Linked DNA regions of Mus musculus: region 1 is linked to region 2. Evidence: chromatin loops called from intact Hi-C (ENCODE). Cell type or tissue: heart. All regions are shown on one strand. Links, peaks and the distances in the headings refer to the core of each region. The heading gives the core; the rest is flanking DNA.

Evidence for each region. Peaks named below come from ENCODE experiments on the same cell type or tissue, not always from the same donor. Only the 100,000 strongest peaks of a DNase experiment are listed, where the experiment ranks them.
Region 1: a loop joins it to region 2, with 1.9 times the contacts of the local background. A loop is called at or near these places in 2 of 42 quality-filtered maps.

The regions. Positions count from the first base shown.
Region 1 is chr10:77,412,048-77,426,840 of GRCm38, reverse strand. It overlaps Adarb1 (adenosine deaminase, RNA-specific, B1), which reads left to right and starts at 8,568. Exons shown (of 11, transcript NM_001024837.2): 1 at 8,568-8,746. It overlaps Gm17769 (predicted gene, 17769), which reads right to left and starts at 8,465. Exons shown (of 1, transcript NR_027377.1): 1 at 5,902-8,465. In heart, for the core only: no CTCF peak of the experiment used is centred there; DNase peaks (open chromatin) are centred at 8,540, 9,330 and 9,590; H3K4me3 peaks cover 2,682 bases; H3K27ac peaks cover 1,977 bases.
Region 2 is chr10:77,596,671-77,611,463 of GRCm38, reverse strand. It overlaps Sumo3 (small ubiquitin-like modifier 3), which reads right to left and starts at 5,367. Exons shown (of 4, transcript NM_019929.4): 1 at 5,123-5,367; 2 at 1,524-1,652. The coding sequence starts at 5,143. Pttg1ip (pituitary tumor-transforming 1 interacting protein) reads right to left here. Exons shown (of 6, transcript NM_145925.3): 6 at 12,732-14,436. The coding sequence ends at 14,399. In heart, for the core only: CTCF peaks have their summits at 5,787, 5,989 and 7,217 (motif pointing left); DNase peaks (open chromatin) are centred at 3,859, 4,533, 4,903 and 5,263; H3K4me3 peaks cover 2,062 bases; H3K27ac peaks cover 2,407 bases.

The DNA.
Region 1 (14,793 bases), core at 5,671-10,670, 190 kb after region 2:
AGAGTAAGTCACAGACATCTGGGGCTATACAGAGAAACCCTGCCTCTGAAAAACAAACAAAACAAATAAATAAAACGAATTGGAACCTTTAACAGTGTGAAGCTATTCATTCTTTAAAAATTGACATATAACTTAAAAGCATTTTTTTTTGACAGCACTAGAGGGTGATCATAGGATGTCAAGCATGCCCTAGGTTCTACAGAGGCATGTCAGAGTCACTGGGACTGTACTTACAGAGGGTTGTGAGCCACCATGTGGTTGCTGGGGCTGGAACCTGGGTCCTCTAGAAGAGCAGCCAGAGCTCCTTAAGGCTGAGCCATCACTCCAGGACCCTAATATTTAATTTAAAACATTTAATTTTTAAAAATATATGTGTATGAATGTTTTACCCACATGTATATCTGTGTACCACATGTGCCTGGTGCCTGTGTAGTAAGAAGAGGATGTCTGATCCCTTGAAAATGGAGTTACAGTTGGTTGTAAGCCTCTGTTTAGGTGACGGGAATGGAACCTGAGTTCTCTGCAAGAGCAGGCAGTACTCTTAACTGCTGAATTATCTCTTCTGGTCCCTAATTTTAAAATTGTGATACAGGTCTAAGTTGCCTAGGGTGGGCTTTAAACTATCTCAGGCAAGCCTTGATTGCAATCCCCCTGCCTCAGTCTCCTAAGCATCTGAAAGTACAGGCTTATCCATCAGGCCTGGTGATGTCAGTGTAATTCTAAGGAAAATTCTAGGAGGCCTTTTGATGAACCTGATAAGGCCGCTAACAAAACAAAACAAAACAAAACAAAACAAAAACTCATGGGACTGGGCACAGTGTTGGGAATGTGATTCTGACACTGGGATCCCAGTGCTGGGATGACGGGGGCAACTAGCACAAATTCAAAGCCAGGACAGCCTAGCGCAACTTCCCGGCCAACCGGGAATACATAGTTAGGCACCATCTCAAAACAGCCAAGGTCCTTGGGAAATATAAAATACTAACAGCAGCCAAGAAAATGTTTTAAAAAAATGACAGAACTGAATGAAGACCCTGTAGTCAATATACTTACTCTAAGCTTTAGTGTTTAAGGAAGCAGAAATTGATGCAGGGACAGACAGGTGACCACACCCAAAAAAGTAGCTTTGGTGGGGAGGGTGGGGCTGCAACCACCACACCAGTGCACTTGATTTATGGTGAAGGTACTGGTGTGATAAGTACTGGGCTAGCTGGACACTGAATAGAAATAAGCTGAATCCAAACTTGTGCCTCCCATGATACAGAGGGGAAGTCACAGGTGGCTTATTGCCTTAAAGTTGATTATGGCAAGGACATATTCAGAAGCTAATAGCAGCACATTTTTATAACCACGCAAACAGCTAAGAGTTCCTAGACAAGACGCAAAGGACAATAACCGCAAGGAACAGACGAACTGGATCACATTGAAATTAATAACTTCTATTAATCAGAGGCCATTAAGATTATGAAGAAGCAAGCCAGAGAGTGGGAGAAGGCATTTATAACACACACAACTGTCAAGAGCCTGGGCCCAGATAGACAAAGAATGGAGTAAGGGAAAACAAAAACAAAAAACAACTCACCACCACCACCACCACCACCAACAACAACAACAACAACAACAAAAACCAACCTTGTTGTCCTTCAACAAAATGTATGCACCCGTGAAGGTCTCAGAGCATCAACATGCTCAGCCCTGTGACTGTCAGAGAAGTGCAGTAGACAATGGGCAGGTCACAATGCAACAAAAAGTGGCCAGCAGTCTGTTCCTCATCCCCCGTCCCCCACCCCGCCCCCCAGAAAACACGTGGGAAAAGGGCACTGCCTATGGGAGCAGAGGGTTCCTGCCTCCTGTGATGCGAAGGTGGAGCATGGGAATGTATGTCCAGAGGCATTCATAGGAGTGTTAGACGTAACAGTAAAAGCAGGCATCAAACTAAGTCTCATCAGTGGCAGGTGAAGACCTTGTTTCCAGAAGCTGAATGTGACCTGGCTACAAGGTAACCAGCCAGAGTTGTTACATTAGGGAAATTGGCTCTCAGGCAGACTTAAGTGCAAGGAGCAAGGCACAGAAGGGCATTTATTGTGTGGTCCTATTCATATAAGGGTAAAAAACGGCATCACTAACCCATGGGCTGGAATCAGGGCAAGGTTATCTTGGGGACACAGACTCAGGGGTGTTGGGTGGTACACACTGGCTCCTGGGAATGGTGGTCATGTCTGCTTTTTGCCTTTGGCAGTTTGCACATGTGTTTACACTTCAGGCTGATTTATCAACACACTTGTACTAATTATTCTATGTATTATGTCCCAGTGAGAATGCACAAAAGATACACACAGACTATACTTTCAAGAGCACCATCTGTAGCCTTAATGGCCAATGGTTTGCATAGAACAGATGGTTTGAACCCCTAAGTCCTAAGTTAAAACCATTGATTGAGACTGTGCACATACTGAATGGTGGGTGTCCCAAGAGGCTTTACCCACTAACTGAGAGTCTAGTATCCCTCGGGCCAACTTGAGAACAGCTCATAGAAGAAGCAAGAGGAAGCATAAGTGCGAGCTGCCCTCTTCAGTTGCTAGTTATCTCTGTGTCTCAAGAAAGACTGCTAGCATGGTAATTACAAGAACTAAAACAGGACAAGGTGGTGATGCGCACCTTTAATCCCAGCACCCAGGAAGCAGAGGCAGCTGATCTGCATGAGTTAAAGGCCAGCTGGTTCTACATGGTGAGTTCCAGGCTAACCAGGGCTACAAAGTGAGAACCTGTCTCAAGAATAGACAGACAAATAGTCAACAAACAAGCAAACCTAAAAATCATCCTGTCTGGTCCAGATCCTTTATTTTAATGTAGTGTAAGAAGCTGAATGTTGCATCTAATTCAACAACAGCATCACCATCAACCTGACATTCCTTATTTTAAACCGCTGCTGTACTCAGTTTCCAGAGAAAAAGCTGTAGTGTCTATCGGGTCGGTTTCCTTAGAATTACTGTTTGGCAACACAGGTCCCTGGCAGTGGCTGTTTTTTATTTTGCAGACCAGTATGTCTTAGGCAGAAATGTTAAAAAAAAAAAAAAAAACCCACAAAACTTTAAGTATGATTATAAGTATGATAAAAGCCGACAGCTTAATAGAAATGTATAAAAGATAAAACACTTTACAAAAAGAAAACATGCATGTAAAGAAATCCCCCCTCACCAGTAGTAGAGAGGTGACCTCACCTGGAGCTGATTCTTTTTTGTTTTTTGTTTTTGTTTTTGTTTTTGTTTTTTTTTGGTTTTTCGAGACAGGGTTTCTCTGTGTAGCCCTGGCTGTCCTGGAAATCACTTTGTAGATCAGGCTGGCCTCGAACTCAGAAATCCGCCTGCCTCTGCCTCCCAAGTGCTGGGATTAAAGGCTGCGCCACCACCTCCAGGCTTCTGGAGCTGACTCTTTTTTTTTTTTTTTCCATTTTTTATTAGGTATTTAGCTCATTTACATTTCCAATGCTATACCAAAAGTCCCCCATAGCCACCCACCCCCACTCCCCTACCCACCCACTCCCCTTTTTTGGCCCTGGCATTCCCCTGTACTGGGGCATATAAAGTTTGCGTGTCCAATGGGCCTCTCTTTCCAGTGATGGCCGCCTAGGCAACCAGTCACTATCAGACATGCCAGTATAGAGTATGTGAGTTTAGTGAATTGCTCTTGTAATTGTCTTGGTGTGAATTTTTTTCTGTTCAACTTAACATAATCTAGAATTACTTGGAAAGAGGGAATCTTAATGGAAGAATAGTCACAATCCCATTGACCTGTGAGCATGTCTGTGACCATGATTGCTAATTTCTATAGTAGCGGCCAGCCCAACTGTCAGAGCTACCATCCCTAGGCAGGGGTCCTGAGCTGTATAAAAATGGAAGCTATACAGCACAGAGCAAGCCAGTAAGTAGCATTCCACCATGGTTTCTGCTTCAGTTTCTGCCCCGATTTCCCTTCATGATAGAATGTAAACCCAGAAGTATAAGCTGAAAGTATAATCTTCTCCTATGTTGCTTTTGGTCATGGTTTTTATCATAGCAGCAGAAAACAAACCCAGACAGTAACATACATTCATTCTATCAATTTCTTCCTTTAGAGCAGTGGTTCTCAGCCTTCCTAATGCTGTGACCCTTTAATATAGTTCCTCATATTGTGGTGACCTCCAACTATAAAATTATTTCACTGCCACTTAACTGTAATTTTGCTAGTTATGAATCATAATGTAAATATCTGTGTTTTCTGATGGCCTTAGGTGGTCCCTGTGAAAGGCTCTTTTGGGATTTTGATTCAGTTTGAGAACCACTGCTTAGTCTTAATATAACTTTCCTGGAACCGAGGAAGCTCTCTTCTTACTTTTTCTTTTCTTTTTTTCTTTTCTTCTTTTTTTTTTTTTTTTTTTTTTTTTTTGGTTTTTCGAGACAGGGTTTCTCTGTGTAGCCCTGGCTGTCCTGGAACTCACTTTGTAGACCAGGCTGGCCTTGAACTCAGAAATCTGCCTGCCTCTGCCTCCCAAGTGCTGGGATTAAAGGCATTCGCCACCACGCCCGGTCTTACTTTTTCTAAGAGTGTTTCTCCAAACAGAAACAATGCTGGATTTTATTAGAAGCTTTGTATTCTCATCTCCACCCCCCCTTTTGAGATAGGGTTTTATTCTGTAGCCCATTCTATCCTCAGCCTTGAATTGATCCTCCTGCCTTGGCCTATTTATTGCTAGCACTATGGGCTTGATCCAAGGTTGGCTTCTCAAAAATCCTTCTCTGAAGCTCCCGAGATGATACAATGCTGCCCCATGTAAACATGTGAACACAAAGTCATGGTTTGGGAAAATATGTAATTTGAACACGCCATTGTTTGTGGCTGGAGTTTGGTTTGCTGAGTGCTTCCCTCTGGCTCTGTAATAATTTTGGATTTTATTAGTGAAGTTAGTCTATACTTGTTATTCTTCTTAAGTTTTGAAGTCAGAGAGTGATTCAGTGGTAGAATGCTCCATGGGTCCCAGAGTTTGATCTGCACCACAAAAATAAAACTTAAGAAAAGAAAATGGGGCATGGGATTTGAAGTTTTTCTCTTTGTAGATAATAGCATCCCCAATACACGGCTGAATCTTCAAGGTCACTCTAACCTCCTGTTTTCAAACCCAGTGGGTTTTCATCTTTTCTTTTGTTGGCTTATTTCTGGGGTCCTCCTTTGTCCTAGCTTCTCTTTTCTCCTCTCTCCACTCTCTTTAGGTGGTTGGTGACCTCTTCTACCTCCTTGGGTCTTCCATGGATGTCCTCCTTCTGACTCTCTTCTCTTGTGTTGCTATCTGCCTTCCTGATACTGTTTGAGCATCTGACAGACTTGCACACTCAACAGAGCCTAAAGGGCCTCTATCTCCCCCCTCCCCCGCCACTCCCACTGCAACACTTACCTTACCATCATCTTCCCCAGCACCAGATGGCAGTCCTTCTTGTGGGTTTCCCCCCTCAGGCTGTGGCGGTCAGTCCATCCCTCCTTAGTCTTACTGACAGCTATTTCCCAAAATAATTCCTTGCAGTGCCACCTGACTTAAGCTCTCTGCATCCAATCTGGGACCCTGGGTTAGCACTGATGCTGGTACCCATCAGCCATTGCTCTTTACTACTAGTGCTGCTGTTTACTTTTTCCTTCCCTAGAAGCCCACACACTTTGATGGGGGCTGATCTAACTCCCAACTCCAAAAGGTAGAGCCTACTTGGCTCATTTTTTTTTTAATATAATGGGCCAGATGGCGAATATTTTAAGCTTTGTATATCACATAAGCCCATTGCATATTTCACCCCTCATTACAATGCGAACTGTAGAATAATTTCTTAGGTTGTGAAGTGCACAAAAGCGGGCCACAGATCTGTCAATCCCCTGTGTGATTTAATCATCCAATTTATTTCACCTCCTGGTATTTGAGGGAGGGTGTAAGAGTCAAGGGAGGTAGTCAGTATAACTCCACAGGAACACTGGCAGCAGTTCTAATTCCTGAGGTGAAAATACTCTTTCCTCCATCTTGGGCACCCTCACTACCATCTTCACTCATGCTAAAGGAACCGCTCAAATACCACAGGCCTCCTATTTCCTTCAATAAACTATATAGCCATACACACACACACACACACGGATATTGTTGAGACTTGCCCCCAGCATAGCTATAGCCATTTTGCTCCATGCTTGCCAGCTATTTCATATTGTTGCTGTAATATCCCTGGTAGTCATTGATGCAAAAAAATAATTTGACTCAGAGCAGGGTCATACTGACCAGACCACATACCCTGTTATGTTTTGTATGTTATGAGGCTTGTTAATTTTAAGAAATTCCACAGCCATAAGCTTCACTTAGGACCCATCAAATTAAAGTTCAATATGAGCTGTTATGTCTAAAATGGCTTGAGTCAGGGCTGACCACCAGGCAAGCACTTCCAGCACCTGTGTATGAGCTCATTGTGGTTTTTGTGGGCTTAGCCTTTGTAAGCTGGCCCTGAGAAATGTCCAGCTCACAGCTTTTTAGCTTTCAAGCCTGAGCTGTTGCCCTGGTCGATCAGTCTTTAGGTGTGTGTTCAATAAACCAACCTGACTGAATCGGTGTTCATGTGGTTTGTGTGGCGACTCCTGAACTACTGATATATATATATATATATCCCAATTCACATTTGTATGTGTTATGATTCCTAAGACTCCGCCATCAAGTCTTTCTGGTCACCAGTGATGGACCAGATTTCAGGTGGATCAACATCTTTCCTATAGATGGAATGATCTGTCCAGTTTCACAGCTATGTGTCATAGTGGGTTTGCAAAGTTCAAGTCCAACATACCTGCTCCTTACATTGAACTGCCTCCCAGTTATGCTATTTTCTGGCATCCTGACCTGTTCTACTTCCAGACTATGAAGATGAAGATATCTTTCTAGCCAATTAACCCATCCATGCATATGACACCACCAGACAGATACCTGGAGGCTGTCAAAATGTCATTTTCTAGCTTCTGTTTATGTGCTCTGTTATCTTCACTTCAAGCTAGTTTTTTTGGCAGTGTACACAGCAGAGAAAGAAGGTCATTCCACTTAATCCTGGTTGAGACCGCAGAGTTCTGTTTTTGCTGTAACAATCCACAATGAACCAAAGATCTATCAAAGCGACCATCTCAGATGAGCATACTTCCTTTGTCCAGATCTCTGTCTCTCATATGTACTTGTGTCAGATCAGCATCTTCAATTCAGTCAATGAGTCACAGGAACACAGGTGATGTGCACAGGGGATGAAAAGGCTGGAACTTGCTCTCTTGTGGCCAAACCACAGCCATTATGAGAAGCAACGAGAGCTAGCTTACTAACAGTAGGTAACACATGACATAAGGGAGTGAGGTCATCTATGAAGCAGAGATGAACCAAACCAGCTGAACACTGCATAAAAGCTGCTATTCATCAGACTTACAAACCATGACTTTAAGTTACTAAGTTCTGGGGTAGTGTGATACCTAGAAACAGACACATTTGTCCTTGTGCACATACTTGTATGTGAAGCTTGACATCCTGGTAGGTGTTCCAAGAGTGATGATCTCTACTTACTTGCCAACAAGTGCACCCGTAGGCACTGCCTGGTGCCCACCTTTTAGGCAGGCTGAAGAATTCATTGAGTGGCTAGCTGGTCCAAAGGACATGTTTTTGTGATGGAAGCAGATGTGGACCGGCTACAACACTACTCCTGTGGTCAGTTCATGCTTCCGATTCTGGACCTCTCCAGGCCCCGTTCTGGGCATAGCACCCCAGGTTAAGACAATCTGGCGAGGAACCACACAAGTTGTTGACCACATCTTGGATGCTCGACACAGTACTTTACCTACCTGCACTTGTCTTTTACTAGACCTTTTTCTTTTTAAACAAACGTGGAAACAGACAATGCAAGCACAAGACACATCTGGTATGCCTAAGAGGTGGCAGAGCCTGAACTTGACCCTGGGGTCTAGGTTAAAAACCGGCCATCATTTCTAGTGACCACCAGTAGACACCCTGCTTCACAAAATCATGTCCCTGCTCCTCTCCCTACTTATTTTCAAGGTCTACGGAGGTGGGTGTCAGTGGCCAGGGCCAGCTCTCAAAACTGGACGAAGGCCCAGGGACGATTCTTGCGGGATGCCAGGGTACCACGTACGGGGTGTAGTAGGTCTTCAAGCGGCGGTCACAGTCGCACTTCAGTGGCTTCGCTCTGATTTTCCCTGCCCCATTCCCAGATCCCACAGGATCTCTAGGATCCTTGGTCCCACCTGTCCCCTTAGGTCCCATCCGAGGCTCCTGCCCGCGAGTTCGAGAACCCCGCCCCCGTCGATCTTCTCGGTGCGTGTCGGAGGCTCCCTTCCGCTTCGAGTCTCCCTAGCGACGCACGACCTGTTTTGGTTCTAACCGCTAACCCTCGCAGTTCCCGCCGCCGCGAGCGAGTCCGGACGTCGGCTCCGGGCAGGAGGCGCGCACGTCAGCGTGGAGCGCTGGCTCCACCCCTGCAAGCGAGCACGCGCGCGCGGCTGCGGCGGCTGGGGCGGGGCGAGCCGAGGGGGCGGAGCCGCCGGCGCCGAGGCTAGAGGCAGAGGCTGAGGCAGCGGCTGAGGCTGAGGTGGCTGAGGCTGAGGCGGCGGCGAGGGGCTCCTAGCTGGGGCCGCGGGGCTAGCCGAGGCCGCCGCAGCGCCCAGAGCCAGACGCCGGCAGCCCGCGGGCGCAGCGTGAGCGGAGGTAAGGCGGCGGGGACGCGGGCGGCCGCGTTTATGTAAGCGCGGGGCAGGTGGCTGAGGCCGCGCAGCGCCGGCGGCCGCGGACCTGACCACCGACCCCAGACCCTATGGTGCGGGGCCCGGGCCCGCGGCGAGCTGCGGGGTCCCTGGCGCATCCCGGGCGGCGCGCGGAGGGCGGGCCGCGGTCCTCTTGGATGCGCTGCGCTGCAGGAGGAGGCTGCGCCCAGGACGGCTCGTCCGCTCCTGGAGGCGCCGCGTCCGCGTGGGATGCGCTGCGCCGCGGCGAGCCGACCGTGCGCCTCTCGGACAGGAGGTTGTGCCCGCGGAGAGGACCCTGTACTCCAGGGAGGGGACCTGTGCCCATCAGAGAGGAGACTGCGCCCGGGGAGGGGAATGGTGTACCGGGCGGAGGGGACCTGTGCTCCGGGGAGGGGACCCTGTACCCCGGGAAGGGACCTTTACCCAGCACAGGGGACACTGCACACCGGGAGGGGGACCTTGTGCCCTGCAGAAGGAAAGCTGCGTCCGGGGATGGGGACCCTGTATCCTAGAGAGGGGACCTGTGCCCTGCAAAAGGAAAGCTGCGCCCTGAGAAGAGACACCCTGTGTCACTCTGAATCTGTGTCCGGGGATGGGGACCCTGTGCCCTGCAGAAGGGACCATGTGCTTGGTAGAGGAAAGGTTGAGCTCTGTATTCTGCAGAAGGGACCAGTGCCTAGCAGAAGGGAGGCTAAGCTCAGGCTGGGGGGTGGGAACCCTGTGCTCTGAGGAGAGGAAGCTGCACCAGGGGATGGGGACTTTGTGCCCTGCAGAAGGGACCATGTGCTCCGCAGAGGCGAGACGGCGCCCAGAGGAAGGGCACAGGGAGGGAACCCTGTGCCCTGCAGAGTATACTCTGAACTCCGAGGAGGGAGACCCTAACCCTATATCCCACAGAGGGAAAGCTACGCCCAGTGAGAGCATCTTGTGTCCTGCAAAGGAGACACTGCGCTCCCACGGGGTGGACACCGTAACCTAGGTGAGGCAGGCTGCTTTTTTGGTGGTCCATGCCCCTTCCGAGGGCTCAGAGCCCACATGGGCGCCGAGCGCCTGGGAGACGAAGTTCCGAGTACCCAGCGCGAGTACCCAGCGCGTCTGCTGTTTGTGGGAGCCATCTGGGACATTAGGGGTTGGAGGTGAATTTTGACGCGCACACATAGGCAAGAGGAAAATCACTGTGTGGTGTCTGTGTGCAAGGGAAATGTCAGATGGGGCTGTGGACGCTAGACTAGTGGCGCCGGAGTCGCCTTTGGAGGACCAGAAAAGTGTTCCGTTCGGGATTTATGAGGGGGATATCCGCACTGGAGTGTCTGGTTGGAGGTCAGTGTTTTCACCTAGCAGGTTTGGGTTACTTCTGATGAGGGCATCCTTTTTTTTTTTCTTTTTTTGAAAATCATTTATTGTATTCCATTCTGGAAGTATAACGAAAAGAAGCCCGATAGCAAACTTGGTCTTTTTACTGGTAGGTGCGGTAATTAAGATGATCAAACATTAGTTTTTACTGAGAATAGGAATAATGTATTAACCCTCTTTGTTCCTTTGAAAGGAAGCTGCATTTTTCCAAACCTGTTTTTGTCTCAAGACAAAACTGTTTGTAAAAGCCAGCTGTTTTTGTTTTTTGTTTTTTCTTTCTCCGGGGATGGATGAAACTTCTTTACCCTTCTTCCTTGAGACAGTTCCCTGGAGGGAAAGAGAGAAAAAAAAGGAGGCAGAAGGTAGGTTGGGACAGCTCCTTTTGGAATGAGAGAATTAATGGTCCCTTGGTACAGGATCCTCCAAGGGGCAGATTCACAGCATGGGCCTCCACAACAGGAGCTTGATAAATAGTGGATGAGACACACTGGGCTGGGTGCTGTGATCCCACAGTGGTGGGGAGGTGGAGTCCACAGGCTTTGAAAGGAATGTGTTCTCCATGCCTGTTAGATGTCAAGGGGTTTCAGAAACTGGGCACACTCAGCTACTTCCACGTCAGCTGTGACGCTCCAGTTGGAAGGAGCAAAGGAGACCTTTCTGCAAGGACATTGTTGAAGAGAGAAACTGATGACGCGTATCTTCCATGATGTGTCCATTCAGTCATTGCTGGTAGGCCCAGACAGGAAGATTAGCTACCAAGAAATAACATCATCCTGAAAGCACATCTTGGCTCATAGGCAAATTCACTTCTTTGTAAGTTTATGTGCCGTAAAGCATTTAAACTGCTTTAGAATTTTTTGGAATAAAAAAAATCCTTTAAACCCATCTTGTCCAGTGAGTGAACAGTCTCTAACTGGTCACGTGCTAGACCTCCCCTCTGGAGCTACAGCGCTGACCTCCACAGCACAGTACAAGAACCTACTGACAGTTTGCCTTCTTAATCACTTTAAGAGTTAGCGTTTAAAGATAAAATTGTATTTACCAAAGTGGAAAAATTTTGCTTGTAGGTTTAAAAAACGTAAGTGTGTACATAATACATCCAGGAAGACAAGCAATGCATGTGTATATAATACATCCAAAAGGTCTGTACCCTACTGCTCAGTTATCTAAGATGTTATTGTGTATGGCTTGTACATTGTCTCAGTAGTGGTGGTGTGTGTGTGTGTATAGTTGTGGTATATTTCAATATAGTTTTTTTTTTCTTGGTACTTTGGAGTGAACCAAGAGCCTAGGACATTCGAGGCAACTCACTAAGCTGCCCCAGGCTGGCCTTGAACTCAATCTATATGCAGCCCAGGGAGACCTCAAATTTTCAGTCCTCCTGCCTTAGGCTCCCCAGTATCTGGAATTATGGACCCGTGCCATTAGGCTCAGCTTTTAAAATATAGTGCTTTGAAGTTTTCCTTAACAGTGTAACAGCAGGATTCTTATTTATACAAGGGGCACAAGGAAGACCTGCTCATAAGTTTTAATCCAAAATTCCTTTATCAGTAAGTTGTATTTAAGAACTGGATTTTAGTGCCTTGAGTGCTGTGATTAGCCATGTAAATACAAAGGACCAGAGAATGCTGTTTAAATAGCTAGGAGGTTTTCTAGAGGCAACTTCTGAAGATTATAGTCAGTGAAGTTATGCATTCATTAGGGAAGTGGTCAAGGTTAGGATGAAGGCTCAGAGAGTCAGTTTTCTGTGTTACTTTCTAACATACGAATTTCCAAGTCCATAATTTGCTGTAGGGGAAATGGTTATGCCTAAAAACCTTTTATTTAATATGTTCCTAGTATGTGAAGGAAGACAAATAACTAGCAATAATTTCACTTAAAAATTATTCACTAAATCAGTGGTGCTCAACCTTCCTAATGCTGCGACCCTTTAATACAGTTCCTCATGTTGAGGTGACCTCCACCTGTAAGATTAGTCCCATGGCTACTTCATAACTTTAATTTTGCTTCTGTTATGAATCATAATGTAGATGTATGATACGGAGACTATCTAATATCTGACCCCCATGAAGGGGGTATACCCCCAAGAGGTCATGACCTCATGAGGTCAAGAACTTTTGCACTAGATTAAGATTCCTTATTCCTTGGTGAGTGTCTTTCTTGAGGTATGCCTTTTGTTTGGAGCGTGGATGAAGAAGATGCAGAGAGATTTACCTTGCCTTCCGTTGCAATTAGGATCATTAATATCAAGTTGTTGTTGCTTGCTTTTAAACAATTTGATAATACCGCCTGCTGTTCTTCCCAGTGTTTTTACTTATGTGGCGCTCTAGGAACATCTATGCCAGTGACTTTGGTTTCAGGCATGATGGGTTGAGTTCAGATGAAGCAGGAAGGGAATGAAAGTAGCTCTAGATCAGTGATTTTCAAACCTGGTGCTGTTTTCTTTCTCATCAGTGGTGCCCGTGTTCCAGGTTCTGTCCTGGTGAGTCTGGTGAGGTTCTGCCCACTTGAGGTTCTCAGTATGGGAACAGTGGCAGGGTGAGCAAGACACTAATGTCTGTGCACCCTGAAGGGCAAAGGAAGAAAGGCTAGGTGGAAGCAGACCGAATAGCTGACCAAGGAGTGTGGGGTACAGCCTGATGCAGCCTTCCAGGAAGAGGAGACTCTGGGGTAAAGGCCTTGACATGTGTTGTTAGCATCAGGGAGCCATTGTGGCCAGGGAGGGAGAGAGAGAGGCAGGAAATGAGGCTGGAGAGATGGGGAGGGCTGCTTCTTGCTGGAGTGTAGAAGCTGTGGTGAGGGATTTAAATTTTAATCCTAGAATGATGGGCGGTCTTAGGAGGGCTAGCCTGCCTGCTCTTCTCCCTCCCCCTTTCCCTTCTAGAGAGTTTTGAACAGGGCAGGGAAGGATGTGATCTGGTTTATCTTTCAACAGGATCATTCTGGCTTGTGGGTTTTCAGGAGCTTGTCATGTGCTAGGCTGTTCCAGGTGACTGTATGTTTGTCAGTTCAACCAGTAGACAGCCTAAAAGGTAAACGTTATTACTGTTCGGTTTTCTTATTAATTTATCTTATTTTTATGTATATATGGAGTGTAGGCGATGTAGAGATCAGAGGACAGCTTCTCAGATCGTCAGCCCTGAGTGCCAGTGTCTCTACCTGCTGAGCCATCTCTGGAGTCTGTTACTGTTATTCCCATGTTATAGATGGGGGTTGTCAAAGCAGGGAACTGTGAGGTGCTCTTTCAAGGTCACACAGTCAGACAGATCCTCTCTATAGCATGCCACACTCAGCCCCCTCACTCCAATACTGCAGGCAGGAGTGCCGGTGGAGGCCAGGGAGGAAGCCCTGTTAGAAGCCTGATCATTAGGCTGGGGCCCCAGCAAGGGGAAGAGGTGGATTCATCACTGTGTAAGATGCTTTCTCTGTGAGGTGCACCATTTTTTTTTTTTATTAATATACCTGACAGAGGAAGATGTGCCAATTAGAGAAGGGCAACCCTTTCTTACCACTTAGTGTTCATTTACACTCACTGAAAGGACCGACTTGGAGTGTAGATTATAGTGGTGCTTTTGTGCTTTCAAAAAAAAAAAAAAAAAGGATACTGAAGTAATACACCACAGCATGCTGCTTAGAGCTGAGTCTTCTGACTTTTAGCATGAGGTAGCACCATATTGGTAGAGTAGGAAGCCTGGGGAAGGTTGTGTGTTTAGGGTAGGGATTAGGACTTGAGATCTGGAAAATGAATCCTGAGACCTTGCCTAGTAATCGTACCACATGCTTGCCTGGGTGTGGTGTTAAACTCTTAGCTGTGTAGTTCTTCTGTGCTTCATTTCTTTATCCTTAGTTCAAGGAGAATAGAATTTGTGTCTTGTGTATCCGTGGTGGTGGCACATGCCTTCAATTCCAGAATGAAGGAGGCAGTTTGGTGCCCGAGAGAAGTACATAATGAGATCCTGTCTCAAAAACAACAACTGAGAGAGAGAGGGGGTGGGAGGGAGAGAGAGAGGGAGAGAGAGAGAGAGAGAGAGAGAGAGGAAGAAAGAAGGAAAAGGGCATTGAGTCGATACACTGAGCTAATATAGAGGCCCTAGAATAGTACCTGACTAGCAGTATTTAAGACAGTTTGCTTTGCTTATTGTTTTTATGATTAGTCAACTGAATAGAGATTTGGATAGAAAGGAAAATTCAAGGTCAGGCTCAGGAAAAGGTTGGGCCAGATATGCAAATTTAGGTGTCTTTTTAGAGGATCGCTGCTGTTTCATTTCATAGACCGGACAGTGAATATGGATGCAGAGGAGCAGAGGTAGGTGCTGGTAGGGACTCTTGGCAAGGAGTCCACAGGGGAGGGGATGCCGGACTACGCTGCTGAAGAAGGCAAGCAGGAGGGCTCAGTGGTCAGGAGTCTAGGACATGAATGATCAGGTGCTTCTCAGCTTTAAGGGGTCTGGGAAATATTTCCTTGGATCTGATGAGAGGCAGGCCATCAATGACTTCAGTGGGTTTTCAAGCAGTGGGGAGAACGGACATTTGGGGCATTAAATGTGGATGACTCTCTAAGGAAGTTTTCTTTAAAGAGAGCAGACTCATGAAACTCAAACTGGGGGGCTTGGCTCCTGTGCATCTTGTTTTGGATAGTGATGGTACTATGGTCAT
Region 2 (14,793 bases), core at 3,841-8,840:
AGACAAGTCTACATATCGGGAGGGCCCAGAGAGCACCCTGCCAGAGTGAGAAGAATCTTCCTGAGCCCCTGCTGAGACCCCACATCAGAGAATCAGAATGTCACTCATGTTCCAAAATACAGGATGCTCACAGAGAATTACGGCAACTTCCCGAGTAGTGCACCTCAGCCTAGACTATTCCACACAGCCAGCTGTGCAAGACCCTGTCAGATATGGGAGATGATGCTCCAAGGCAAAAACAGGGAATTAACACAGAAAAAGACGCAAGAGAAGACAAAAGAAGCCCCCACAATGACTCTCCCAAGACTGTGTGAAGTCAGCTGTGCAGACAACCTCACCTCCAAACAATGGGTCGGGTGGGGCCAGCAGGATGCCCAAGAACGCTGAAGGAGCTGACCTAGTATGTGCCCTCCAACAGAACGAGCATCTCAGCAGGTGTGGGAGCACCAGAAGCCCACGCAAACACAAGCAGACTGATTACAGCACCGGCATGGAACGCACCTACACACGTGCCATCCGATGGTGGCATATAGCACCGGCAGCTGACTCAGCTGGGGGGGCATAAGGGGACATGGCATCATAGGAAAGATCCAATTCACCTTTCACAGGTGAGAAGTGCCTGAGGTCAAAACCCAGGAGAGAGGCCAAGGGCACCATCTGCAGGCCTCAGGCAGGGGGGTGGAGTGGGGAGGAGGACAAGGAGAAGCATCACAGGCACTACCTTTCAGAGTACTTACAACAAAACAAAGGACAGCACACAGCTGTGTGCACAAGTGCTCAGGGCAACCCTGGACCACTGTAATGAGAGATGCCACTATCCTCACACCAGATGGCAGGGCCCAGACAGGAACTGGCACCTAGGAATATGGGCAGCAAGCCAGGCAGCCACTGAGGCAGACAACAGAGGAGCAAGTGAGACTAAGGACTTCCAGGCAGGCTAGAGCATACCCACCTGCCAAAAGGTCCTTACTAAGAACGAATAGATGATGGACAGACCCAAGCATAGTGTGTACAAGAGCCATGAGTACACAGTGACACTGATAACCCAGCTGGTCACTGTTGGGGACAAGGTCAGTCAGCTTGCTATTTTGAAACGGTAATGAAGGGACAGGGTCACGTGTCTCCTCACTTTCCTAAATAACATAAAAAAATTTGAAATCGCCAGTGAGAACAGTACACACAAACACAATTGGATGGAGACAGAAAGAGGAAGAGGAATTCGAACCAGCACTGATCCCACATCTGAGCACACCACAGGGCCTCACCAGAGCCATGTGCTGGCCCTACAGGAGTGTGCACCGTTATGATGGTCTATCAGGAACAAATCCCACCAGAGACCGCTCAAGCCCAAGTTCCACCCAGCATGTAGAGGAGCCCAGGGAGAGACAACTAGAAGGACATGCAGATACCAAGACCCAGGGCAACAAGGGCAAGCCTGCAACACAAGCAGCACCCCCAACCGCCCCCCAGCTCCCCACCCCACATCCCGCCCTGGAAGAGCTCCTTCTCTGGCCAGCACACACCTGCCTCTCACAGTAGGCCTTCATCAGCTTGCTCAGTGGGGTGTGCCTCTTGATCTTGAACTGTACCACCGAGCCATCCTGCCCCGCCACTTTCAGGTTGATGTGGTCATTCTCTGTCTTCACACCCTCCTGCAAGACACAGAAAATGGGTCTCAAAAGCCAGCTCAGAATCACCAGGGTTTAAAGTGCAAGTCTTTGGGTAAGGTTGTTTTGAGTCATTAAAACCAACCTAATTCTCAAAATTCTCCCAGCAGCTCAGAGTTGCTCGTGTGACTGTCTTATTTTTACACAGAATGTATTTTTAACCTACATTTGTTAGGCACAGTGATAGAAACCACAGTGCAAAGCCAGTCCTTACAGACTACCAATTCAAAGACAAAAATCTGCTCATTAAATCTAGAGAGCCAAAGAAAATCCATCTTTGTTTTAAAATTAGTTATGAGGCTAGTAAAAACACACATTTGAGACTACACTTGGCTCTCTATGACTGGTAAGAAAAGCCAACATAAAGCCAAGAGTGGAGGACCAGAGGCCACTGGAGGACCCTGAGGGAATCCAGTGGAGTCAGTAAAGGCTGTTGTCCCTGGACTGTCTGGAGTCAGGAGGGTAAGGGCTGTGGTCCCCTGGACTGTCTGGAGTCAGGAGGGTAAGGGCTGTTGTCCCTGGACTGTCTGGAGTCAGGAGGGTAAGGGCTGTTGTCCCTGGACTGTCTGGAGTCAGGAGGGTAAGGGCTGTTGTCCCTGGACTGTCTGGAGTCAGGAGGGTAAGGGCTGTTGTCCCTGGACTGTCTGGAGTCAGGAGGGTAAGGGCTGTGGTCCCCTGGACTGTCTGGAGTCAGGAGGGTAAGGGCTGTTGTCCCTGGACTGTCTGGAGTCAGGAGAGTAAGGGCTGTGGTCCCCTGGACTGTCTGGAGTCAGGAGGGTAAGGGCTGTGGTCCCCTGGACTGTCTGGAGTCAGCAAGGTAAAGGCTGTGGTCCCCCCAGGCCCTCTGATCTCAGACTATGCTTTCTTCCGGAGCACTGTATAGCTCTAAAGAACACTGTGTGTGTTCAAGGCCCTGGGTCCTATCCGCCATACTGGAGGACAAATCCTATTACGCAGTGGCAGTTTTTATATAATCATGATACACGCAAGCTGCTGGGCAAAGGCACAGTCAGCGCTTCTTGTTGCCTGGAAACACATTTTGAACAAAAAGTTTGTTCTGGGCCAATTTGGATTGTTCAGTTCGAAAAGGAACTCCTCTTGTTGTTCGGCCCGTGGGATGCTTATTTTAGCCACAGTGGATGAAAGAATTCATGGCAACTTCTTAACCTTCATTATTATTATTTTAATGTGTATCAGTATTTTGCCTGCATGTATGTCTGTGAATCACATGTAGGCAGTGCCCAAGGAGGCCAGAGAAGGTGCCAGAGCCTCTAGGAGTGGAGTTACAGATGTTTGTCAGCAGTAACATGGGTGCTGGGACTTGAACCAGGTCCTCTTAAAGAATGGCCCATGATCCTAACTGCTGTCTTTCCAGCCTTGGGAATCATTAATTAATTAGCTAATTAATATCTTATATGTACTGGTGTTTTGCCCGCATGTATGTCAATGTGAGGGTGTCAGATCTTGGGGTTACAGACAGTTGTGAGCTGCCATGTGGGTGCTGGGAATTGAACCCTGGTCCTCTGGAGAGCAGCCAGTGCTCTTAACCGCTAAGCTGTCTCTCCAGCTCTCGAGAACCATTTATTTCTAGGAAACAGATCCCTTGCTCTACTTGCAGATCAAGCTTTTTCCCTGTCCTCACGCCAGCCTTCTTTTCCCCCACGGTTCCACAGAGCATGCTCCATGGAAGCACCCTGCTTCCCAGGGGTGTCCTCAGCAACATTTTTATTCCCGGAGAGAGAGGTAGACTAGTGTCAGGAAGCTCGGGTGCAGGGTGCAGAAAGCAACCTGCCCTGCACTGGGTCCTAACAGCTTTAGGTAGGAGCATGGCTCCTTCTAGTCTGAGAAATGGTTCGGCAGGAGAGAGGCTCCATCAAGAACCTGAAGGCACACCTTGAGGCATCATCCCTTCCCCTTCCCCTGCCCACTCACTCCCAGGACACCAGTGACACAGCAGCACTGTCCACAGAGCTTGCCCCCTTCTCCAAAGGGTGGCATCCAATATGAGAAAAAGTAAAGTCCGCTAGTGAGAAGCATGAATCACTCCAGGTCCCAAGATGCTGACTTCTAACCCGGTTCCCGAAAGGATGTGTGTGTTCAAAAACAGAGACAGAGGTGAAAGGCCTCAGGCTTGCTTCCCTCCAACGGAAGGATGCCTGGCTGGGCTCTGGCCTGGAGTTCTCTAATTAGCAAGTAAATACAGAAGAAGGAGGGCTTACTCAGCACACTGACTGCCAACACCTGACACCCGGGAGCTCCTGGGTATAGGTGGAGGCCAGCATGAGCTACACAGGGAAACATTCAGGAGACAGAAACAGGAAGATCTCTTTTGAGTTTGAAGTCAGCCTGGTCTTAAACTCCAGGACAGCTTGGACCACAAAGGAACCTTGTCTAAAAAAAAAGGGGGGGGGGCCGCTGTGGGGGTGTGGAGAGAGTAAGTAACTCACTGGTAGAGCATCTGCCTAGTGGACAACAGCCCCTGGGCTGCGTCACCAAAATATAACATATAACCCTCTGTCTCCACTAACCCGAGGCAGAAGGCATGGCCACTCCAGTACACACCAGGCATTCACTTCCTGCCTAACCGCACCAAAAGGTTACAACTCTTGTTGTAGTTACCAGCTACAAAATATAATAAAGTAAGTTGTCTACTCTTGGCACAGGGCGAACAGGTGCTCATTCAATATCCGGGATGGTGCAGGCAGGACCCAAGGCTGAGCTGAAATTAAAGGTAAGGACCTCGCAGGCAAGATATTTCTGGGCTCGGCTGCTGAGCATGGTACCATGGCATTAGTCCAGATGCTTGCCCTGCTCCTGGGGTCTCTCACCTGAGCCAACACAGTGGTCATCTCCAGGCCAGTCAAGAGCACAGAATGCCAGGCTCCAACGTTTATCTCCCGTTGGATAAAACTGCCCCCAGCAGGGCAGGTGAGTGTGGGAAAACTGTTCAATTTGAAATGGGCAACCCTGGCCTTCCCACGCACCAACTGCCGAGACCACGGCGATGGAGTGGAAGGGCATGCGGCCGGGCGAACATTGGAAGCCCGGAGCGGCCAGCCTTGCTCTTACTCCGGTGCAGCTCTCACGAGCGCCCGCTGAGCCTCACGCGCAGCACCACGCGTGCAACTGTGCGCACGGCACGCGAAAGGATGGCCGCGTCAGGGAGTGAGGCCCTTGCGAACCAAGAACCAGCACCCAAGTTCCGGGTTCTCGAGCCGTGGGCGGGGCTACACCCGGGGCGGGGCTACCCCGGAGGCGGAGCCTTGGTGTGGCGGGAGGCACAGCCGGGGGTGGGGCTAGCGCGCTGCCCGGGGCGGAGTGCAATGCTGGTGGGGGAGGGGCGCGGGTCGGTGGGGGAGGGGCGCTGAGGCTCGGGCGCGGCCCCGCGGGCCCTTTTTGCGCGCGGCCCGGCCTGCGTTCCGCGGAATCTGCTGCGGCTTGCGTACCGGGCTTACCTTGGGCTTCTCTTCCGACATGGTTGCGCAGCGACGGCGGCGGCAAGCGCAGCGGGAACCGGTGGCACTGGAGCGGGCGAGTCACGCTCTCTGCCCCGCCGCTCTCCCGCCGCAACTGTCGCGGGGCCGCGCTTTATCCCTAAATCCCGGCGCGCTGGTTGGTCGCGCGGAGTCACGTGGTCGGGCGCGTGCACGAGGCGCGCGCCCCGCGCCGCGGGTGCGCGCTGGCCAGCCGCGATTCAGGACGGTTGCGAATGCGTCACGGGGCGGGTCAGGCGCCCGGGTGCGCGCAGAGCCCCGGGGACGCGCGACTCAAGGTCCTAGGCCCAGAGACCCCGGATGTGGGTGCAAGACTGCGCGTCCACGCAGGGAGGCACGGGAGGAGTGGGGGCGCTGTGTGCTAGGTCAGGACCCAGAGGAACGTTTTGGCCCAACCAGTAGCCTCTTCACCACCCACATTTGGGGACTTTTTCTTATATGCAGGCTGCATTTGGGTAAGAGAGGGCAAAGAAACTCAGGCTAACCCTTTCAGGTGGTCCGGAAGACGAATAAGGAGGTTACCAGGCATGGTTTATGGACCACACACTCCTGGAACAGGCCTCTGGCCTTTAATTTGAATGTCACAGGAGGGCTCATGTCTAGAAAAGGCATCCTTTGAGGACACAGAGGATGGCTTCTGTTGGCCCAGAAAGCCAGCACATGCTCCCATTTCATCTTTTTTCATTTGATTTCCTGGATGGGGTGGACCAGCCTCCACAAGGGCCATTCCCAAGATGGCTCTCCAGAAGGACAAGCTCTTCCCCTTCATTCTCACTATCTAGCTGCCTTTCTCCCTCCTTACGTAGTCCCAAAGTAACCACTAGGTGGCTTGGGTGGGTGAGAGTGACAGGCACAGAAAGCTTCCCTTCTGACCTACCATTTGCTGTTTCTGGAATGCTATTGTGGACACTAATAACCCATTTTACACAGCACACCAAGATGCCTAGAAGTTTAATAACATGCCCAAGGAGTCAACTAGATAAGCAAAACAAGGGAAGCTTGAGCTGGAAGATCCATCGGGAGCCCTGGCTAAGGGGTCAAGAGTGTCCTTTCCTTGTATCTTGGCGTGAGTTTTTAGAATGCAGCCCACAGGCCCTCTGTGTCTGTCTGCTAACACCTGCAAATCAGGCCAGTCAGGGCTGACACAGTCACCCACAGTCGTCTCAGGAAGGTGTTGATTGGCCGTGTTCCAGGACCACACAGCAGCCTCCAGAGAAGTGGCGCTCTGTTTGACAGAAGTATGTTTCTGTTCCAAGGAAGGGCCAGCAGACAAGTATCCCCACTTCCTGGTAATACTGCAAAGCTACTAAGCCAAGTGTCTGTGAAGCCAACCTTTTTTAGCCTTTCCCCTGTACACATGACCTTTCTTCGAGAAGTTTGTCAAGGTCTTCCACAAGGACGCATTTGGAACTCATCCCACACCCAGACCAGACCAAGGTATGGATTTTCCTCAAATACAGATCATGGTCATCCTTAGCTGAACATATCTCTGGAATGTCCAGCTCAGACTGTGTAACTGGGAGACAGGACTCCAGAAACCAGGCTGACTGAAGCAGTTGTTGGAGATCAGAGCACACCTTCCCTCCACTATTAGCTGTGAGTGACTCGGGGCAGGCAGTGTTCAGACCACAGTGTACCACCAGCTCTAAGATGCCAAGCATTATAAAGTGTTGTATTAACAGTTTATAGGATACAAGAATCAAACCTGAGGGTCTGTGGCTGAGGGCATCTGTTACCAAGTGATCGGAGAACAACACGTGCAGCACAGGATGGATGAACTCGGCACCTACGTGAGCTGCAGCAAGAAACAGCCACACTGCGATCCATTCACACCATATGATGACCCATTCACACACTGAAAGCCTACCATTATGCAAAGTGAACAACCGGTAACAGGAAGATGCTCACTCGTGTGTATTTCAAAGCCTGTTCTTAAGATATGTGTATGTCTATGTCTATGTCTATGTGTATATGTAAACAGAACACTCCGTTTTCCCAAAGGACCTGAGTTTGGATCTCAGCGCCCCTTCTCCAGGACGTCTGGCACCCTCTTCTGGCCTCTATAGGTACTGCACTCACACACACCTACCCATACACAGAACACATACACACACCTTTTTTTTTTTAATGTTGTAAGGAGGCCCCTTGGGCATGGATGAGACCTTAGCATGACTTTGGTTACCTGAGAAGAGTGGCTTGCCTTGCATGGGGCATCCCAGCCTGCCTTCATACAGCAGACCCAGACACCCCATAATAAGCTGAGGTTCCACACACACCTAGTCACACACTCTTCCAAGGAGACAGCTGAGGATCAAGAACAGCATCCAGAGAAGATGAAGAGAGGGCCCTGGCTGAGGAACTTCCCAAGGGAAATCAAGGGACTCTGGGGTCTCAGGGAAAGAGAGGGACGGGAAGAAGCAGAGGCCCTGCTGAATCAGTACAAGTGTGTATCCACCTGACCAGAATCCCGGATCAGTGCAAGTATGTATCAGAATCTCAAGGAAAGAAAATGGAACAAAGAGACACAACCTAAGACATTTCCCGAGACTAAGCAAATATGTTCATGTTTCTTACAGACTTAAATAAATGGCTCTACAAATGGAGCATGCTTTCAAGTACCAAAAAGCCAGAGAAGGTTGGCTCAGAGGAACTCCCTGTAAGGATGGATTCTAAAGGTTCCTTGCAGTGAAGGATGTCCTGGTCCTGTTGCCTCCCATAGCTGCACGGACACCAGAGAGGCAGAGGCTGGAAGATCGCGAGTTTGGAGGAGACTCCTTATCTCAAGCTAGCTATTTTAAATTTTTTTCATAAAGATTCCAGGTAGCTAGCAACAAGGAGACTTTCTCTGAGGAAAGGAAAGTCAAGAAAGGAAGGGTGCTTGGCCTCCCCACAAGGATGGACCTGGAACTGAGACCCAAACCTGTTCCTTCCCTAAACTGGTTTCATTGGTGTATTTTGCCACCAAAGCATGAAACTAGGAAAGAGGCTGGGTGTAGCCTCCCCCAACCTGAAGCGAGCTGACAAGGACCTTGTCAGCCACTGAGGTGGGGCCACCTGCAGGGTAGTCTTCCTACTTAGATGGCTATATTGTTATGTCAACTACCTCTGCTCTTCTCCGAGACTCTGCTACCTGCTGAGAGACCCTTGAAACGTCCTATCCTGCACTTCGCCTACAGGCTGTCTCCAGGCACCAAGAATGAATTGGGGGGAGGGGAGACTCCCCCCTTTATAAGCACAGACTCTTAGTAAACTTTGGGGCCTTAATCAGAGAAAATTTGTCTTGGCCTCATTATTTCTCTCGCTGTCTAGTCTTTCTTTCAGCCCCAGCCTGCCTTCCAGGAGTACCCAGTTCTTGTAGGCCAAGGGCAGCCTGCAACTACAGCTGGGTAGCTGTATGTTCAGCCCTTGCAGCCCCAAGACCATCCTGTCCAGTTACAATCTGGGCAAAGCTTATCCGTCTTCTTCCCACCAGCAACCTGAAGCAGAAAGATTGAGGCAAAGAGTCCATGTGAAGATACTGCGCAAGGACTCCACTTAGCTGATGTGTTCTTTTTCTCAGAGTCCAGAACGAATGTTTACAAAGAAAACCGCATGACCCAGTCCAGGAAGCTTATCCAGGAGAAAGAAGCCCACAGGAGAGGGTATGGACTTAACCAGATAGACTGGGAAGTAGCTGTGATTAATACGTCCAGGAAATGGATTCAAAGACAGAAACTTTGCACAGAGAAGTAGAACATATTTCAGAATCCAACTGAAACTCTCCAAAACAAAAGCAAATGAGATCTGAATCCACTGGATGACCATAAAAGCAGATAAGATCCAGTGGAAGAGAAGATTAGTGAACTGGAAGATAGGGCAGAAGGAAATCTTCAGACAGGCAGGAAGACCATGGAGCATACAGTGAGAGGCCTGTGACGTGGGCCCATACACACAGGTGTAGCGAGAATTTTGGTTTCTTTTAAAAACCCAGTTATGGGCCCACCAAACAAAGAGCATGCAGGTGCTGAACCTAGACCCCCAACACACTTGTAGATGTGCAGCCTGGTCTTCATATGGATTCCCTAACAAGTGGAGTGGGGCTCTCTGACTCTGTTACCTGCCTTTGGATCCTTTTCCACTACCTGGACTACCTGGTTGGGCCTCAGTGGAAGAGGATGTACTTAGTCCTGCTGGGACTAAATATCTACCAGAGCGGGGTGGTACCAAAGGAGGGCTTCCTCTTCTCTGAGGAAAAGGGGAGGGGTAATGCAGGGAGAGATTTGTTAGGGTGGGACTGGGAGGGCGAGCTGCACGCAGAATATAAAGTGAATAAATAATTGAAAAAAAAATCATGTAAAGATTTTTTTTTAATTCCAGCTGTGGGATAAGAGGCTGCTTATCTTTTAAAATCCAAACTCTTTTTACAATAAAAAGACTCTTAACTGTGAGATCCATTAAAATATTTTCTTCCTTCGAGAGGGAAAAATATCCTGATATATATATACAGTCACAATCAAAAGCAAAAATTAAACTCCAACAGTCCAGCACAATCACAGCAGGTGATTATGATTTGCCTCGTGCATTTGTCAGGGTCTGTCTTTTTGCCAGCTGCAGGTAGTTTAACTAGGGGCGATCTCTGGAGATGGTATAAATGGGAAAACCAAAAACCTAGTTATGTTACGTGAATATGTTTTTGTTTTAATCCCAGGTGTGGGATAGGGGCCGCTTCACTCTATCCACAGCTGTTGACTATGACTGTCTCGTGCTTTAGAGGGACGTGATTTTTGCCAGCAGCAGATAGTTTAATTCTAGAAACTCTGGAGAGGTCTTACCTCGAGACCCCAGAGGGCCTGTGGCTGCTGCCGCTGCTGCTGCATTGGCTATGGCTTGTTTGCTGGATAGTCTGAAGATGATTGGACTTGGCCCAAGAAACCCCATGCCCCTCATGAGTAGGAAACAGTTGGCTGAGAGAAGCCTATGTTCCTTTCCCCCTCTAATCTCTTCCCTCCTACCAAAAGCAGCCATGGGTGCTGTTAGCTGGCTGGGTGTTGGGACCTCACCTGTCACCTGTCACCACCCCTCAATCCCATAAGTGGTACTCACAGGGCAAGCAGTCTCTCACTTTGTAGGGGTCAGCCTCAGCTTTGAGTTCTGGTCCTGCCTTTGGAGCTCAAGCAGAGGGGAGTGGGGGGGAGAGGGCTCACAGTTGGGGGTCAGACCAGCTTAACCCAGGGCTGCCACTGTCTCCTGCTCTACCTCAGTGTTCTGGGGAAAGGTGTCCCACGGGCACCAGTGCCATCCACACCCAGAGGGAATGTGATGAAAGAGGAAGATATGGGGGCCCATGCAACCAGAGGGGAGAGAGAATCCCCTATGGTTTTAATCTGTGTTGTGTTGGGGCTTGGAAGGGATCAGGGTGGGATAAGAATTAGAAGGGAGGTAAAAGTAATAGAATATAATAAAACAGCTTAAAAATTACATCAACAGCGGCTAGAGAGATGGCTCAGTGGTTAAGAGCACTGACTGCTCTTCTGAAGGTCCTGAGTTCAAATCCCAGCAACCACGCCGTGGCTCACAACCATCTGTAATGGGATCTGATGCCCTCTTCTGGTGTGTCTGAAGACAGTGACAGTGTACTTAGATAAAATTATAATTAAATCTTTTACAAAAAAATTACATCAACACCTTGGATCGAGCACTGTTCTGCACTGGCAGACAGATGCAGGGCCACCCAGCCAAGATGCCACATAAAAACTAACTGTGAGAAGCCCCAATTCACTGCAGTATGCCTAAGACACATTCCCTGGGTCAGGTGACAACTTTTTGATAGAGTTCAAAGGAATCAGACAGTGGAACAAGGCTTCAGAGGTAGTCTCTGGGACGGAGGATCTCTCAAGGCGGCAGTGTGTGGCGAGGGTAAGGGAGGCAGAGCAGGAAGAAAAGTCAGGAAAGGCTAAGAGCCAGAGTTAGCAAGCTTGGGAAGCCAGCAAGCTTGGGGTACCAACGGTTTCTCCTAAGGAAGCCAGGACAGAGTGCTAGGCAGGTCATATTGGCATGGCTGGTCATTGTGGCTGCGGATCCTACCCAGGGTGCATTACTGACCAATGCCAAGCAGCCAGCCCAGTGCTGATTCTCTCTCCCCTCTGGTTGCATGGCCCCCCCCTATCTTCCTCTTTTATCACATTCCCTCTGGGTGTGGATGGCACTGGTGCCCGTGGGACACCTTTCCCAGAACACTGAGGTAGAGCAGGAGACAGTGGCAGCCCTGGGTTAAACTGGTCTGACCCCCAACTGTGAGCCCCCCCCCCACTCCCCTCTGCTTGAGCTCCAAAGGCAGGACCAGAACTCAAAGCTGAGGCTGACCCCTACAAAGTGGGAGACTGCTTGCCCTGTGAGTACCACTTATGGGATTGAGGGGTGGTGACAGGTGAGGTCCCAACACCCAGCCAGCTAACAGCACCCATGGCTGCTTTTGGTAAGGCATGACATCTCATTCTTAAAACCAAGTGTTGGGAAGGAAGGGTTGATGTAACCCCCACCCCCACCCCAGCACCACCCCCTCTGTCTGCAGACACAGGAAATGGCTGAGTGAGCCCCTCCTCAACCCAACTACACTGTGCTATCTTCCTGCATGAGTGAATGAGAGTTCAAGCTGAGGATACTCTTGGATTTAGAGCAGTTCCTAGGTAGCTCCCCTGGAACATTAAAGATTCAACACATCTAACATCTGGCCAACTGGATCCCCAGAACTTCTCTTGGCCTTCCCACACCCATCCAGATTTTCTCTGTTATCATCTAGGGTGACAACTGCTAACATCATTTGCCCAGGGTAACCTGCAAAGGGCTGTGGTCCCAAGACAAGGCTGGGAGAGTGGGCTCCCACCTGCTCTGGGACCTGTCCTCACCTTTTGTGGTCTGTTGGCAGGTCTGACAGTTTGGATGGCCTGTCCCAGGGCTTGTGTTTCCTATAAACACGTCTGTCCAGGGACATGCCTCAGGAGGGCAGACTTTTATATCAGAAGGCTGTTGACATCCCTCCCTGCCCCCTCCCCTGCATATTTCAGAATTATGTTCTAGTTCCTGGGCTTGTAAGCCAGTCTCTTTATTTTAGTGTTAACCTGAACGCAGCAGAGTCAGTTTCCATGCCCAGTCCCCTATGTCTGTCTCTACTACAACAGTCAACAGGTTCAAGCAGCCAGGCTGAGCTAAGACAAAGGACCCTGGGAGTCAACAGCCAACAGCAGGTCACAGGCAGACTCGGCAACACCTACACTTTTATCTATGCTACACCTACCATGCCGATGGTGGGCACCCAGGGGCCAGTGTCAGCTGACAGCCATGCAGAGCCACTTCCTCGGCCCGGCCACCTTTGTACCAGTATAAAAATGGAATGCTGAGCTTGGTGGGGTGGGATTGGACAGGGCAGATGACAATAAGAACCTTTCTACATGGAGGGTAGACGGTGGTGACCACTTCAGGACTGGCCTAGTCAGTCCCTGTGGAACATGGTACACAGATGACAGGGCAAATCCACCTTACCTGGAAAGCCACAGCCCCAGTCCACCCTTGGGACAAAACAAAGAAATCAAAGTCATATTCAACCATTTTATTGGACAGTGGTTAAAAACTAAGGCACGGGGTGTGATGGTGTCAGGCTTGGTTCTGTGGCTTCATGCTGCTCAAAGGTAGGCACAGACCACTCCCACGAGCACCTGCTGCACTCCTTAGGCTGGAGAATTAAATACTCTAACATCAGCTCAGCAACCTAACAGGTACAATTTATACAGGCGACATATTAATACGAAGTTCATCAGGGCCTGTAAGGAGGGTTCCCTTTCAATAGACAGGAGAAAGATAACTCTCAATGCCTGCTATAATACTTAAGAAATGTTTGACAAGGCTTTAAGTTCCATCAAATGCCTAGCAAAGCAGAAAAATGGTAAGACTCCAGATTGTGGTAAAGGTTATTCCCTTACTTTGTGGAAATCTGAAGAGAGGAAAATATTAATCCCTGGACAGACTGACAGGTGAAAAGGTTACCGAGATGCTAGGTGAGGTCTTAGGCATGAGGGAGCCTACAGTAAGACCACCTCATCTGCTGGTGGCTGCTTTCCCAGAGGGAATATCTTTACTCCTTACCCTGCCATCAGGGTTGTGATCTGCTTACTAGGACACATCTGGATTTCAAAGAAATGTACAGCGTGGACGGAATCTCAGGGACCCGAGTGTCTCCTGACAACCTTCCCAGGGCCCGTGCGGATGTGTCAGGCACGATAGGTGAGGAGGCATGGCTGGAAGCAGGGTGGAAGTGAGGTGGGTGTCTATGCCAGCTCAGGCAGTTTTCCTGGAAGGCAGAATGGTGTGGGGTCCTCCTATCTTCCTACACACTCAGCTCCCACAATGGGATGGCCAGTGGAGATGCTGTTCATCCTCCATGATACATACAGGACCAACTCAACAGCTGCCTGATCTGTGGAGGGAGATGTCCAAGACCCTCCACAAAGCCCTTCTAAGGACACTGGAGTCCATGCACCAGCATGCTGGACATTCAGCACTCACAAGAGGATCAAACTAAATTCAGAGCTCAGGTTTCCCACAGCAGGAAATTCTCAGTCTAGTAAAGACTGAAAATGAAAAATGTCATCCAAGAGGCCTGGACGTCTCATGGCAGGTTTTGGTAGGACTGCTTCCTGAGGGATTATTAAAGACTTCAGGTGACTTTATAAGCTTTTGTGCTATTGGATGGAGCTGGGTTAGGAAGGCAATCCTTACCAGACTTAGGGACAGTGCCTTCCAAGAGGCCACCAAAATTACAACAACAAGGGCCCATCACAGCAGTGGGCCTACAGACAAAACACAGCCTTCAGGAAGCAAGGGTGGTGGTCAGTTCTTGCCTTAACAAAGTAAACATGACTCTTGCTTGTTGCAATGTGAATCTTCCAGCAAGGCCACTCAGCAGCTAGTCAGCACCTCAGGCTGCCAGCTTCGTAATCGGCTTGCAGAGTGTGGGGACCAAGTATACTTCCTCCCCCCAAAAAGGACATCAACGAGATTAAGGTCTCAGGTGATTACATACAGACACAGAGGGAACAAGAGTAGGATTGTCCTCTTAAGGCCACACTGGTGCCAGTAGAGGCTGGAGGGATCACCCAGGTCAAGGGTGGCCATGGTGGTGAGGTCTCTGCAGGCTCTGCTGGGGAGTGCATTCCCAGGAAACTCTGGAACTGCACGATCCACCACAAGTGTGTGCCAGCCACCTTAGAACTTCTCATACGGGTTTTGTTCTTTAAACAGACCTGAGGGAGAAAGGGAAAAAAGAACTCGGTTTACAAATTCACTCACTCAACTGGAAATAAGCTCACAAAAGCAATGTATAGCCTTGGGTGTTCTGGCTTATGCCCATAATCCTAGGACCAGGGAAGCTACGGCAGGGGGAGTACTGTGAGTTTGAGCCTAGCCTGAATTAGAGCAAGAAATATCTGAAACAAAACTAAGCAAGACAAAAGGCTAGGCTACCACATCTTTAATCCTAGCACCCTGGAGGCACAGACCAGTGGCTCTCTGTGAGTTCGAGGCCAGCCTGGTCTACCAGTAGATTTCTAGGCCAACCAGAGTTACATAGTGAGACCTTGTCTCAACAACCAACCAACTCC